Regions from separate parts of the Homo sapiens genome. Here region 1 is linked to region 2. Evidence: chromatin loops called from intact Hi-C (ENCODE). Cell type or tissue: heart left ventricle. All regions are shown on one strand. Links, peaks and the distances in the headings refer to the core of each region. The heading gives the core; the rest is flanking DNA.

The links. Peaks named below come from ENCODE experiments on the same cell type or tissue, not always from the same donor. Only the 100,000 strongest peaks of a DNase experiment are listed, where the experiment ranks them.
Region 1: a loop joins it to region 2, with 2.6 times the contacts of the local background. A loop is called at or near these places in 8 of 110 quality-filtered maps.

What each region holds. Positions count from the first base shown.
Region 1 is chr18:58,618,093-58,623,680 of GRCh38, forward strand. All of the region lies in intron 1 of ALPK2 (alpha kinase 2), which reads right to left. Among named protein-coding and RNA genes, the nearest start is that of ALPK2, 8.2 kb to the right of the region's middle. In heart left ventricle, for the core only: a CTCF peak has its summit at 1,271; a DNase peak (open chromatin) is centred at 839.
Region 2 is chr18:58,751,281-58,760,134 of GRCh38, forward strand. MALT1 (MALT1 paracaspase) reads left to right here. Exons shown (of 17, transcript NM_006785.4): 17 at 1-3,197. All of the region lies in intron 1 of LOC105372146 (a long non-coding RNA gene), which reads right to left. Among named protein-coding and RNA genes, the nearest start is that of LINC01926, 58 kb to the right of the region's middle. In heart left ventricle, for the core only: no CTCF peak of the experiment used is centred there; DNase peaks (open chromatin) are centred at 3,661 and 5,059; H3K27ac peaks cover 238 bases.

The sequences.
Region 1 (5,588 bases), core at 1-2,500, 140 kb before region 2:
TGGAGTGCAATGGCACGATCTCGGGTCACGGCAACCTCCACCTCCCAGGTTCAAGTGACTCTCCTGCCTCAGCCTCCTGAGTAGCTGGGATCACAGGCACAAGCCACCATGCCTGGCTAATTTTTTGTATTTTTAGTAGAGACGGGGTTTCACCATATTGGCCAGGCTGGTCTCGAACTCCTGACCTCAGATGATCCACCGGCCCCGGCCTCCCAAAGTGCTGAGATTACAGGCATGAGCCACCCCGCCTGGCCTACATATCACATTTTAATAGCTACTCTAAAATGGGCAGGACCTTTAACAGGTAGCAGAGTGATGTGATGATGTGGGGCGTGGATTCCTGTACCTGCTCCCTAGGCTCAAACCTCAGCTGTGCCACTCAGTAGCTGATCATCTCTCTGCCTCAGTCACTTCTTCTATAAAACTAAGATAATAGCAGTATCTATTCATTTGACCATTATGGAATTTGAGTCAGTCTATGTAATGCTCTTCTGAATAGTATATAAAGTAAGCACTATGTAAGTGTTAGCCGCTGCCAGTGGCTTTGGGTTTAACATTGGCAAGATGAAAAAATAATGTATTTCTCTCAAATTGTTGTAGAACAAAGGCTATAGGAGCGTTATTTGAATATTTAAAACACTCAAGTGATGTCACGTTTTATTTTGACTAATCTGCATCCCCCTTTCCCCCTGCACCCCTGCAATCTGCATCCCCCTTCCCCTACCCTCAATAGTCAGCAAGTCGCATGGCTGCTGTCACCAAAAAGCTTGCTGTCAGCTGAAAGGATCAGGGAAGAGGTCACAGCTCACAAGCAGACCACAGGTAACCGGCTCTTGTGGAGCTGGCAGGAAAGCCAGCAGTCAGGGCGCCTACTCAGCGGGGACAGGAGGGATTAGTTCTGATTACCCAGCCTAATCCAATGGCAATTGTCTTCCTGAATTTGCCATCTCAGTTACTGTAGATTTGGACACCGCACCCTCTGTCACCTAATACCCAGTCCCGTGTTAGTTAGGGAACCTTATCCAAAGATGGTTTCTGTAAATTGCATGGGGAGGAAGAAGACCATGTCGGGAGAGACACTTAACACATTTCGGGTGCCTACTGTGTGTCAGCCCCAAGGCTGGGCACTTCACAGACAAGATCGTATTTCATCTTCACAGTGAACTTGTCTGGTGGGTGTTCTTTGCTATTTCCCAGCTAATGACTTGGAAGCTTCAGTCACTTCTAAAGGTTGGTGTAAGAAGCATAACTTCTCACAGCCTGCAAGTGGCAGAGCTGAAACATGAGTCCAGATTTGCTGGAGTGGAATATTCGTGAGGATGTGGAAAAGAACAAGAACCCTCATTCATTGCTGGTGAGAATGTAAAAGTGGTACAGACAGTTTGGAAAACACTTTAGCAGTTTCTTAATCCATTTCCCGTTTGCCCCGAGAATACTGTTGTCTCCAATCCTAATGTAATATTACATACGTTTCTGTTACATTAGAATTAGAGATAAATTGTGTTTAGGAATAACTCCAAAAACAGTTTTTATATTTTATTTTCACATTGAAAATCAGCCAAATTTGTTTCAGCCTCAAAGAGTGTGTTTATGTAAAATTGAGTACTGGCAGCAAGCTGCACTTTTTGTTTTTTTCTAAACGGGAAATGTGTTTCAAAGTTAAACATAAATTTACCAAATGACCCAGCAATTCCACTCCAAGTTATCTTCCCAAGAGAAATGAAAATGTATATTCACACAAAGACTCGCACACAACTGTTCTTAGCAGGGTTATTCATAATAGCCAAAAATTGGAAACAACCTAAATGTCTATTGGAAATAACCTAACGGTCCAACTAGTGAATGGGTAGACAAAATGTGGCATAGCAATACAATTGAATACCACTGAGCAATAACAAAGAACAAACTATGGATACGGTGGGGCGCGGTGGCTCACGCCTGTTATCCCAGCACTTTGGGAGGCTGAGGTGGGCAGATCGCCTGAGGTCAGGAGTTTGAGACCAGCCAGGCCAACATGGTGAAACCTGTCTCTACTAAAAACTACAAAAATTAGCCGGGCATGGTGTCGGGTGCATGAAATCTCAGCTACTTGGGAGGCCGAGGTAAGATAATTTCTTGAACCCGGGAGGTGGAGGTGGCAGAGAGCCGAGATCACGCCATTGCACTCCAGCTTGGACGACAGAGCGAAGCTCCTTCTCAAAACAAAAAAACAAACAAAACAAAACTATGGATACATGGTATGACATAGATGAACCTCAAAAACATTCTCAGTATGCTCAGTGAAAGAAGCCATACGCAAGAGACCATACAATAAATGGAATTATACAATATAATTATACAATATAATTCCATTTATATGAAGTGTCCAATAGAAATTATAAAGACAGAAAGTAGATCAGTGGTGGTTGGAGGTGAGGGCAGTGGGGAGAATGCTAATAATAAATGTGCCTGAAGGATCTTCTGGAGGTGATGGCAATCTTCTAAAACCAATCTATGGTGATGATTGCCCAACCTAGTACATTTGCTTTTTAAAAAAAATCATTGCATTTAGCAATTAGAAATGGTGAATTATATGATATACAAAATATGCCTTTATAAAGTTAATTTTAAAAATAGGAGCAAGGAGGCAAAAATTTAATGAGCCCCTACTAAATTCACTGCGGCGTTGCCTGTGATAGCAAAAGCTAAATGTCCATCAATAGGAATGTGGTTATTGTATATCTAAAGAATGGAATCTTTTTTTCTTGTTAACAACAATATACATTTAAAAAGAACGAGACAGGCCCGGCACGGTGGCTCCCGTGTGTAATCCCAGCACTTTGGGAGGCCGAGGTGGGTGGATCGCTTGAGCCCAGGAGTTCAAGATCCACCTGGGCAACATGCTGAAACCCCATCTCTACAAAAAATACAAAAATTAGCCGGGTGTGTCGCATGCCTGTAGTCCCAGTTACTCAGGAGGCTGAGGCAGGAGGATGGCTTGAGCCTGGGAGGTTGAAGCTGCAGTGAGCCGTGACTGCACCACTGCACTCCAGTATGGACAACAGAGCAAGGCCCTGTCTCAAAACAAAAAAAAAAAAATGAGACTCTGATAATGGAATAAAAAAAATGCACTGATATGGAATAATCTCCGGGATACATTAAATGAAATAAACAATGTATAAGAGTGCAGGGAATGTGATCACTTTCTTTTTTTTTTTTTTGAGGCGGAGTCTCGCTCTGTCACCCAGGCTGGAGTGCAGTGGCACTATCTCGGCTCACTGCAAGCTCCGCCTCCCAGGTTCACACCATTCTCCTGCCTCAGCCTCCCGAGCTCGAACTACAGGCGCCCGCCACAATGCCCGGCTAATTGTTTGTATTTTTAGTAGAGACAGGGTTTCACTGTGTTAGCCAGGATGGTCTCGATCTCCTGACATCGTGATCCGCCCGCCTCGGCCTCCCAAAGTGCTGGGATTACAGGCGTGAGCCACTGCACCAGGCCAATGTGATCACTTCTATGGGCAAAGAAGAAGGAGGAGGAGGAGGAGAAAAGAATCTTATATGCTTGTTTATACATATATTGACTAGAAATACACGAGAAAGCAGTAGCTTGGTTGCTCCTGGAAGGAGGCCTAAGTGTGGGGGGTGGAAAGAAGGCATGCCATTTGGAGACAGTGATAGTCTTTGTATATCTTTCTGGATACCTTGAATTTATGTATCTTACCTAATAAACAAGTAAAAGCTAACTTTTCAATATTAATAGTGAGCACCTCCATGTGCCCAACAGTGTGTTGGGTGCACAATTTGTCACACAGACGTGGTGAATACTGAGCTGGCAGCAGCTCCCTCTGGATTTGTTTTGAATTTATTTTAGGTGGAAGAGTCTTTCCACTGACTCTCCTCTCCCCTGCTGTTTAAAATGTATGGCAGTTTCCAATCTTTATGAGAGGGCTTAAAAAAAAAAAAAAAGCTCAAGGTTAAATAAAACCTGTGCGAGGCCGGGCATAGTGGCTCACTCCTGTAATCCCAGCATTTTGGGAGGCCGAGGCAGGCAGATCACCTGAGGTCAGGAGTTCGAGACCAGCCTGGCCAACATGGTGAAACCCCATCTCTACTAAAAATACAAAAATTAGCCGGGTGTGGTGGCACACACCTGTAATCCCAGCCACTTGGGAGGCTGAGGTAGGAGAATTGCTTGAGCCCGGGAGATGGAGGTTATAGTGAGCCGAGATCGCACCATTGCACTCCAGCCTGGCCAACACAGCAAGACTCTGTCTCAAAAAAATAATTAAATACATAAATAAATAAAACCTGTGTGAGAGTTTAGTACCTCCCCTGATTTTACAACTGAAAAATGCACCTGAAACACAGACAGGTTAGGTGACATTTCCAAGGTCACACAGCTTGTTAGTGACAGAGTCCAGGTTTCTTGACTCTGATTTTCCATGTACTGCATTGAAAGGATACATCCTCTTGCCTATCTTGGGGTAAAGACAGGGAAGAGAGGAGAACTTATGGTGCTATAAACATACAAAGTGTGACAGTGCTGTAATCGGACCCACTTCCTTGAGTTAACTGATTAAAATCACTTTGGTTTGAAGTTGAATGTCATGGGCCGACTGCTCTGTCCAGTCTAGGAATGTGTCGTCAATGTCATCACAAACATTTCACAGTAAAGAAAGCCCCTCTCTGGCTCGTTTTCCTCTTATCCTCCACATTTGCCCAGGCTCCTTATGTTCCCACCCTCACTCCCCTGTAATGAAAACTCCAAAGCCGCTCCAACTAATCCCTCTTGGGAGAATGTTTACTTTCAATGTGACCAAGAGGTGAAATGCTGTGGAATTTCTGGCATCAGACAATATAGGGGAGAACCTGGAAAATCTTAGGCTATCTTCTGTCTCACTCCCCGCCCCCCGACAGAAATAAGACCAACCCTGAGTGTAGTTAACTGAGCCCGAGTGTAGTTAACTGAGCTAGAACTTATTATGCTGAACTAACCACCTGTCAGCAAGTCCAGTCAGAAAAAAGCAGTGGTGTGAGGACAGGGAAGTTTCGCAGGAGAGTGGTAGTCTGATCTCTGCCACCTTCTACCCTCATCCTTCAACCCAGCCAGTCAGAGTGTCTTAGGGGAACACTTTTCATATAATGCCTCCACTTGCCTTATTTCCAGAAGATTTTTTTTTAATAGAGATGGGGTCCCACTATGTTGCCCAGGCTGTTCTCATACTCCTGGGCTCAAGCAATCCCCCCACCCACCTCAGACTCCCAATACAGAAGATTTTTAATGGTTCTTTATCTAATCTTGTTCTAGTAAATAAAGTGTGCCTTAGAGATAAGGAACATCACATCCAATAAAAAGGGCCGTAGGGTGCAGTACTGCAGCCAACGGTTCATTCCATTTCTTTTTATTTCTTTTGAGATAGGGTCTCCCTCTTTCACCCCGCTGGAGTGCATTGGTACAATCTCGGCTCACTGCAACCCCTGCCTCCTGGGCTCAAGCAATCCTCCCTCCTCAGCCTCCTGAGTAGCTGGAATTACAGGCATGCACCACCATGCCTAGCTAATTTTTGTATTTTTAGTAGAGACAGAGTTTTGCCATGTTGGCCAGGCTG
Region 2 (8,854 bases), core at 2,601-5,100:
TATTAAAAATACAAAAAAATTAGCTGGGCATGGTGGCACACACCTGTAATCCCAGCTACTAGGGAGGCTGAGGCAGGAGAATCGTACTTCCCCTTTATACTCTTCTGTATATTTGATTTTTTTTTTTTTAAGACAGAGTCCTGGCTCTGTCGCCCAGGCTGGAGTGCAGCGACATAGTCTCAGCTCACTGCAGCATCCGTGGAGGCTGAAACAGGAGAATCGCATGAATTTTTTAAAAAATCTAAACATGTAATTTTAAAACGGGCTTAAGAAGAATGATAACAGTTTTGGTCTTCTTTTTTATCAACCATGCTTTTATTTTACTTGAATCTCGTGCCAATTGCTTTGTAATATTAAAGTAGGATTTACACAAGTGGAATTTAGAAAAGATGATAATCTATCAAATCTGTCAATACCAATTAGAATGTAATAAAGAAATTAGGATAGTGGAGGTTTGAGCAAGTAAAGGCTCACCCAAATTCAAAGCCAATACTTGATGCTGAGAGGGGATATTTTCTGGAAGGTAATTTTTAAAAATTAAAGTCACAATTATAAATTGTATATTTCCTAATAAAAGAAATCTCAACTCATGGGACAATTTGAATTTAAAACACTATTGTTCCTCATTCAGTGATGAACAAGTCAAAACGTTTCAGAAAAGAAAGCCTTTAAAGAAGAATCCTGGCACAGAAAAGGTCCATTTAGACATTGCCTTCTTCCCCCATCTCTAATGCCTCTTTTCAAATCTCTGACTTGCACATGAAGTAACAGTGAGGTGTCCTGTGCAGCAGTCGCAATTTTTTGACTTGTCAAATTGAAGAAATTCAATTATGTAGCCAGAGCTTAGATCACTGACATGTATACTGGCATAAGCTTTTTTTTGTTTGTTTTTAATTTTATTAGAAGTGGGATCTCATTTTGTTGCCCATGCTGGTCTCAAACACCTGTCTTCAAGTGATCCTCCTGCCTCAGCAGCATCAGTTTAATATCTAGATAAAATCTGATGTATGTAATTTTACTTTTAAGGGTTTTTTTCCAAACAGACGTCCTGACAATGTTGTTTCCTATTCCTTGAACATTCACCTGACGCTTATATACTGTCATTACTTTTATCTGTCAACTGATGTCAGCTACTCAATTTACACATTACTTTTGTGCATTTCATCCTGTTTCTCAGTTTGACATTGTCATTCAAATTCAGAGTTTGACACTGAAACCCTGGGCATGGTGGCTCACACCTGTAATCCCAGCACTTCGGGAGACTGCGGTAAGCAGATCATTTGAACCCAGGAGTTTGAGACTAGCCTTGGCAACATGGTGAAACCCCATCTCTACCAAAAAAAAAAAAAAAAAAAAAGCAAAAACAAAAATTAACTGGGCATAGTTGCACACACCTGTAGTCCCAGCTACTCAGGAGGCTGAAGTGGGACGATCGCTTGAGCCCAGAAGGCAGAGGTTACGGTGAGTAGAGATTGTGCCACTGCACTCCAGCCTGGACGACAGGGCAAGACGCTGTCTCAAAAATAAAATATTAGTAAAGAAGAGTACAATCAGAATATGAAAATGTGTAAATGTGCATATTCTCTTTTTTTCTAATTTGGTAGCATTAAAAATACTTAAGCATCAAAGTTTGGCTTTATGAAGAAGGAGTCTGAGACACCTCAGGTTTCAGCCCTTACTAATAGCGTGGCTCAAAGAGCGTTAACTTGCCTGTGCTTCTGTTTCCTTATCTGTAAAATGGGGATGATGCTGTAACATCAAAGAGCTTATAATACTTTCCAGAGCTGGCAGTACTAAATAAGACCATTCCTCTAAAGTGCCAGCATTTTGAAAAGCATCAACCCATCAACCTTGTGCTTTAAATCTGGCATTCTTAAAGCTATACCTGTAGGCAGTATAGAGTGTTTTTTTTTATTTGTTTTTTTGTTGTTGTCTTTTGAGTCTCACTCTGTCTCCCAGGCTGTAGTGCAGTGGCACGTCTTGGTTCGCCGCAACCTCCGCCTCCCAGGTTCAAGCGATTCTCGTGCCTCAGCCCCCCGCATAGCTGGCATTACAGGCACACACCACCACGCCCAGCTAATTTTTGTAGTTTTAGTAGTATCTACTAAAATAAACAGGGTTTCACCATGTTGGCCAGGCTGGTCTCAAACTCCTGACCTCAAGTGATCTGCCTGCCTCGGCCTCCCAAAGTGCTGGGATTACAGGCGTGAGTCACCATGCCCGGCCGGCAGTGTATATCTTCTAAAGTTGCAATTTTTGTTCACTCCAGAATCACTTTTCAAAAAGCATGCAGATTTAATGCCACCAGTTTGTGTTATGTATCTATCCCGCAAAACAGCTCTAAAGGTGATTTACTAAAAGATTAACAGCATTTATCTCTGGTGGGATAATTTTTCTTTGCTTGTTTACCTGTGTCTTGCAGATTTTACACAGTGAACAATGACTGTATAATTTTAAAATACAGATATGCACAATTGTGTAATGTAAATATGCTCAGCTTCAATACATTTAAGAACACATTTTTAACTTTTCGTAAGGAGTCTTCAGTTTAAAAGTACAGTGTCATTACAGAGTGCTTATTCTGTTACAAAATTAGTAAAGCTGATTCTGCCTCTAAATCTGAAGTAATTCCCACTTTTTTTCATGCTTGAGTTTAGTTGATAAATAGCATTTTAGATACTAAAAATGATTGGATGAGTATTTCTACATTAATAAGTTGCTAATTAGGCACCAGGGTAGCAGATAGAATGCCTTTCTGTGTGCTAGGTTTAAACATTTTACACACAGTCTTATTTAAAACAGCCTTGCAGTTTATAGATGAACTGATTGTTAGGCTAACCAGAGGTGTTACTATACCCTCCAGGATAACCCAGCTAGTAAGGGCAGAGCCAGGATGATTCAGACCCAGACCAGAGCCGGGTGTTTTGTCCACAGTACTGCTGCTGCTTATACCGTAACGGGAAAAGTACACAACAGTGTCTTAATATTTCATTCTTCCATGAAAAACACTTTTAAAATATTGAAACATTATAGGAGCAGAAGTACATCTCTAAATATACTTTTAGGTCACATTGAAAACATTTCCAAAGGATTTGACCTGAAGTTAATGTTGCTACATTATGCTCAATACAGCAGGCTGTTCTGCTAGGGAAATTGTTAATATTTTAAAAATATTTTCCTAAGCTTTAGCTTTACCACTTCCAAGTCTGTACAGACTGGTTATTTCTACATTACAAAGACAGTGACTCCCTCAAAGGCTGACAGTTTTTATAGTCTGTGTTTATAACATACACATCTATTCTTGCCAGATGTGGGTTCCTACATTGCCATCTAACCTCAGCATCCTTTATGTTATGCTCCAACTTGGGTAAGCGGCTTTGTTTCCTTCCCAATCTCCTGGTCAGACAGTTGACCTCACATCTTTGTCTAGTGGTTTTCAAACGTCAGAGTAGCCCCTTGTTGGAGCGGCAGCCTTGGGGTTCCCCACTGTTTTCCACATTGCCTTTCCAAGTAAGCTTTGGTCTGCGTTAAACCCCGCTGTTTGCTTTGATATTCTCCCCCCACACAGCCGTACCCCACACCAGCTGGGCGCCTTTGGGAGACCGCAGCCCTTAGAAAAGGGGAAGAAAAGCCTCCTGACTGCACAGTGAGGGCTGGAGGCGTCTGGCCTGGAGGGAGTCCAGGCCACTGGACTCCACACTGTCAGCCAGTGTGAGCTGCTGGTGACAGGGAAAGGCCATGTGAGCAGGTCCTGACCTGCAGTTCGGGCCCCTGGAGCAAACAGCACCAAACTTGGCCCCCAGATCAGCTTTGTCATTCAAGATGTGGCTTGCTAGCAGGTGTTATTAACAAGGCGAAGCACCATGTGGTATCTTCCCATTGGAATCAGTTGTTATTGCTAACTAGGTATTAAGTGTCTGAAAACCTGATTTTGTACTTTGGCATCACCTGGCCCAGTTATAGCTTTGTGGGGGATACAGTTTCAAGGTGTGCAGTGGCACTCTCACCTGCAAGGGAGAAGTGTGCTTGTTGGGGGAAGGTCAGATAGGGGGTACACAGGGCTGGCATGCTAAGACACGCTCTTCCTGGAAGTATACGTGCAGAAAGCCACATCATAGTCCAAGGCTTTATGAGCACAAAAGGAACACGGGGTGGGGCGGGGAGGGGATCGTCTAGATGAACCTGATGGTTAATGACAGCAGGCTAAGATGAGCCAAATGTCCCTCTCATTGGCCAGCCTTGCCAGTGAGGCTGAATGCTTCCAAGCTAAGAGTCTCTCTGTCCTGGACAGCACTTACAGGACCCTGCCAATGTCTGCTGCCCGAGGTGCTTTCTGACAGTTTGCTGTAGCTACAATAATCCATTTACTCAGCTCGCAGACTTGCCTTGGAGCCATTCTAGCTGTGTAAGCTGACTTCACACCCAGGCCTGACCCACGATGTGACTCGCAAAATTACCTTTTCCGGCATTTTCGTGTCCTGGCCCCTTGTTAGCAGCACGTGACCAACACTGGCCACCAAGGCCCAAGCTAGACTGGCCAACAGAGAGTGGAGGGCTGAGGGCTGAGGAGACCACAACCATTATTAGATAGGATTGATTCTGCCTGTAGACTGAAAAGAACATCACCAAATGATGTCGAGAAGGAGGATAAGGAAGACCATTCCATGATGCTCTGCTCGGCCGAGCTACCCTGGAGGCAGGCCCCTGCTGAGGAGAGGCAGGAGAAGGGATGTCTTCAGGTGAGCCAATGGGAGCAGCTGGCTTTCAAAATGCCACTTAAAAGGGAGGCTGGCTATTGGCCTACACTGCACAGAAGCTTCCTGACCAGATGCCACAGGGCCTGGGGTCACCAGTAAGCCTAGAGCTGAGACTCCCTGAGCCCATCTCCAAATACATAATCCGAGTGGGGCTGTGAGAGGACAGTGGGGCAGTGCGGGACCTACTCCTGGAGGACTCACCCGCTCCCCAAAGGGTATGTGATCCATGCCCCAGGCCAGTGCTGCTGGCTGAATGTGAGGAAGCTTGGACTCCATTCCTCAGGAGCCCAGGCACTTCAGCAGGAAGGCTGGGGACCTCTGGGGCCAGCACTAGGGGCAGAGCAACAGACGAGACTAGAGGGCAGAGGGCACGTGGGAGCTAAGCCTGGGGAGATGGACACCAATGCTCAGGTGAGCGGCCCTAGCTGGCAGCACTTTGTGTGTTTCGGCACGCATCGTTGCTGGGAGGAGTAAGCACTGGCCGTGCAACTCCACCAGGGGAGGATGATGGAGGGGGTGCCTGGTCTCTCCTGGCCTCTGTGCACGTGGCTCTTCCCTTGCTGATTGGAGTCAATGCCTTTCACTGTGATAAACCATAACCATGAGTGTTATGGCTTCTCTGAGTTCTGAGTTGTTCTCGTGAATTAATGAACCTGATCTTCCAGTGGAATGGGGTGGGCGGGAACCAGATTGGCTCGTGATGGCCTGTGATGTCCTAGAATAGCCAGGTCACAGGTGGGACTTCTCATTCAGGGAAGGTGATGAGCCCACAAAGCTGGGTCCAACCCAAAGGCTTCAGGGGCAAGTCTGCCACCCCAGCCAGCATTGGGTTTCTCCAAGTCCCTCTCCTTTCGGGGCTGTGTTATTTACCAATTCCTAAAGGGGACCTCAGAGACTAGCTCACAGGCCATCTCTCTCACTGCATCCTCCCTGGTCCCCTCAACAGGAAGCCACCTAGAGACAGAGAACAGTGCTTTCTGTGTGCATTTCACCCAAAAACGCACACAGAACGGAGACTAAACCATGTGTTGGCATGAATGACTCCTGACAATGACCCCGGATTGCACCAGCCAGACTGGGCTCATCACCTTCCCTGAATGAGAAGGCCCACCTCTGACCTGGCTACTCTAGGACATCACAGGCCATCATGAGCCAATCTGGTTCCCGCCCACCCCATTCCACTGGAAGATCAGGTTCATTAATTCACGAGAACAACTCAGAACTTAGAGAAGCCATAACACTCATGGTTATGGTTTATCACAGTGAAAGGCATAAACTCCAATCAGCAAGGGAAGAGCCACGTGCACAGAGGCCAGGAGAGACCAGGCACCCCCTCCATCATCCTCCCCTGGTGGAGTTGCACGGCCAGTGCTTACTCCTCCCAGCAACGATGCGTGCCGAAACACACAAAGTGCTGCCAGCTAGGGCCGCTCACCTGAGCATTGGTGTCCAAGGTTTCTACTAGGGGCTGGTCACCCAGACATGGCTGGCCGCCCAGTTGGCTGATCCTGGTTTCCAGCCCCTGCAGAGGTCAAGCTGATACCACTTGGTCCAAGGGCCCCCCATAGGTCACATTGTTAGCAGAGACTATCTGGTGGGGCCCAAGGCCCCCAGGTAAATAAACGCACTCTTATCAGGGAGGCAATTCCAAGGGCTTAGAGGTTGCCTCCTGGGAGCTGGGGATAAGGGCCAAACCTCTCCTTGTTGAAGGTTAATCATGACTGCACCCCAGGACACTTGAGTTTCTCTCACTCTGGAGTATCATGCCTGCTGTTGACTGCCTGGAATGCCTTCCTCACTTTGTCAGAGGCATTTGAACCAGAGTGACTCCATCTTGAATAGGGGCTGCATTCAGGAGGTTAGGCCTTCTCAGTCACAGGATGAGATAGGAGGTTGGCAGGACTGGCATCACAAGATACAGGTCACAAAGACCATGCCAATAAAACAGGATGCAGTAAAGAGGCCAGCCAAAACCCACCAAGACCAAGATGGTGATGAAAGTCACCTCTGATCATCCTCACTGCTACTTATTTGCTAATTATAATGCATTAGTATGCTAAAAGGCACTCCCACCAGCATCATGACAGTTTACAGATGCCATGCGATGTCCAGAAGTTACCCTATGTAGTCTAAAAAGGGGAGGGACCCTCAGTTCCAGGAAATCACTTTCCCAGAAAACTCATGAACAACCCCCCCCGGTTTTGCATATGATCAATAAGTAACCATGAATATACTCCGTCCAGCAGCCCATGCCACACCTCTGCCTATGGAGTAACTACTCTCATTCCTTTACTTTCTTAATAAACTCCTTTGATAAACTTTATGGACTCACCCTGAATTCTTTTGTGCACAAGATCCAAGAACACTCTCTTGGGGTCTGGATCAAGACCTCCTTCCAGTAAAAACTTTGCCAGGCTCACCCCTCTTCTTTCTTCAAATTGTACCTTAAGTGACACATCCTTCAGAAAAACTTACTGCTCAGCCTCCAAATTGGATAAAATTCCCCTTTGCACATTCCCAGGGAGCCTCGGCTTGCCCCATCAGGGGCCCTATCCCTCAGCACTGCACCACCTCTCCTTGTCCTCCTTTCCAGCATCAGGCAGACTCTGCAGGGCACGCCCAAGAGCTGGAGCTTAAGCTCTCTCCTTGGAGTCCCAGTCTCTTTCCCACTACACTCATCTCAGCAGACGACCACTCAGCTCACTCCATGGAGACACAGAGGCCATAGGAGCCCACGCCCCGTTCCCGTCCCCAGCCTCCATGCTCTCTCGTTCCCACCCCACTCTGCGCCCCCACCAAGCTCAGAGTTCCAGATACTTCTCCAGGGCTGAGCTTCACATGAGATCCCATCTCCTCTGTCAGCCTCTGGGTTTTTACCCATCTGTTGCCAAATTCACCCAGGATGCCAAATTCATAGAAGCACTCCCTAAGGACCTGCCCCTGCTCGCTCATCCGTGGGGCTCACATTGTCCTCCCTTTCTGATATATACAGCCTCTCCCTGGACACTGGCTTCTTGACCAGAGGCTACAACATCACCCCACAAGGCATTTCTCAATCCCGGGTGCCCTCTTCAACTCTCCCTCATTCTCTCCCACACTACTCAATAACACCACCTACACCCACATCTCCATTCCTTCACATCCTGTTCATGCCTCAGTCTCCCAATCCAACCTCAATTATGAGATGAATGAAAAATGGAGAATGCTTTTTTTTGAGATGGAGTCTCGCTCTGTTGCGAGGCTGGAGTGCAGTGGCATGATCTCAGCTCACTGCAACCTCCACCTTCCAGGTTCAAGCGACTCTCCTGCCTCAGCCTCCCAAGTAGCTGGGATTACAGGCGTGCGCCACCATGCCCAGCTAATTTTTGTATTTTTAGTAGAGACGGGGTTTCACCACATTGGCCAGGCTGATCTCAAACTCCTGGGTTCAGGTGATCCACCTGCCTTGGCCTCCCAAAGTGCTGGGATTACAGGCATGAGCCACCATGCCCGGCTGAAGAATGCCTTTTTGTTTGTTCAGTGTATGGCGGCTACAATCTACTTTGAGATACTTCAGACCTTTTTAAAGAATGAATTCCTGGCTGGGCGCAGTGGCTCATGCCTGTAATCCCAGCACTTTGGGAGGCCAAGGCGGGTGGATCACCTGATGCCAGGGGTTCGAGACCAGCCTGGCCAATGTGGTGAAACCCCATCTCTACTAAAAATACAAAAATTAGCTAGGCATGATGACAGGTGCCTGTAATCCCAGCTACTTGGGAGGCTGAAGCAGGAGAATCACTTGAACCTGGGAGGCGGAGGTTGCAGTGAGCTGAGATCACGCCATTGCACTCCAGTCTGGGTGACAGAGTGAGACTGTCTCCCAAAAAAAAAAAAAAAAAAAGAATGACTGATGAAACCTTAGTGAGGGAGGCACACGTGCATCCTAACCTAAGCAGGCGGTCCAGGGAGAGGGCACTGGCTCTCGCTTCAGCCAACCTTGCGAAGCCAACCTGAGATTCCCCATCCCTGGAAAAATGCTTCCTTTAAGATCTCCCAGATCATCTTTACATGGCTGTGCTGTCAATGAGCATTTTTGAATGTTCTCATTTGCTTTCAGA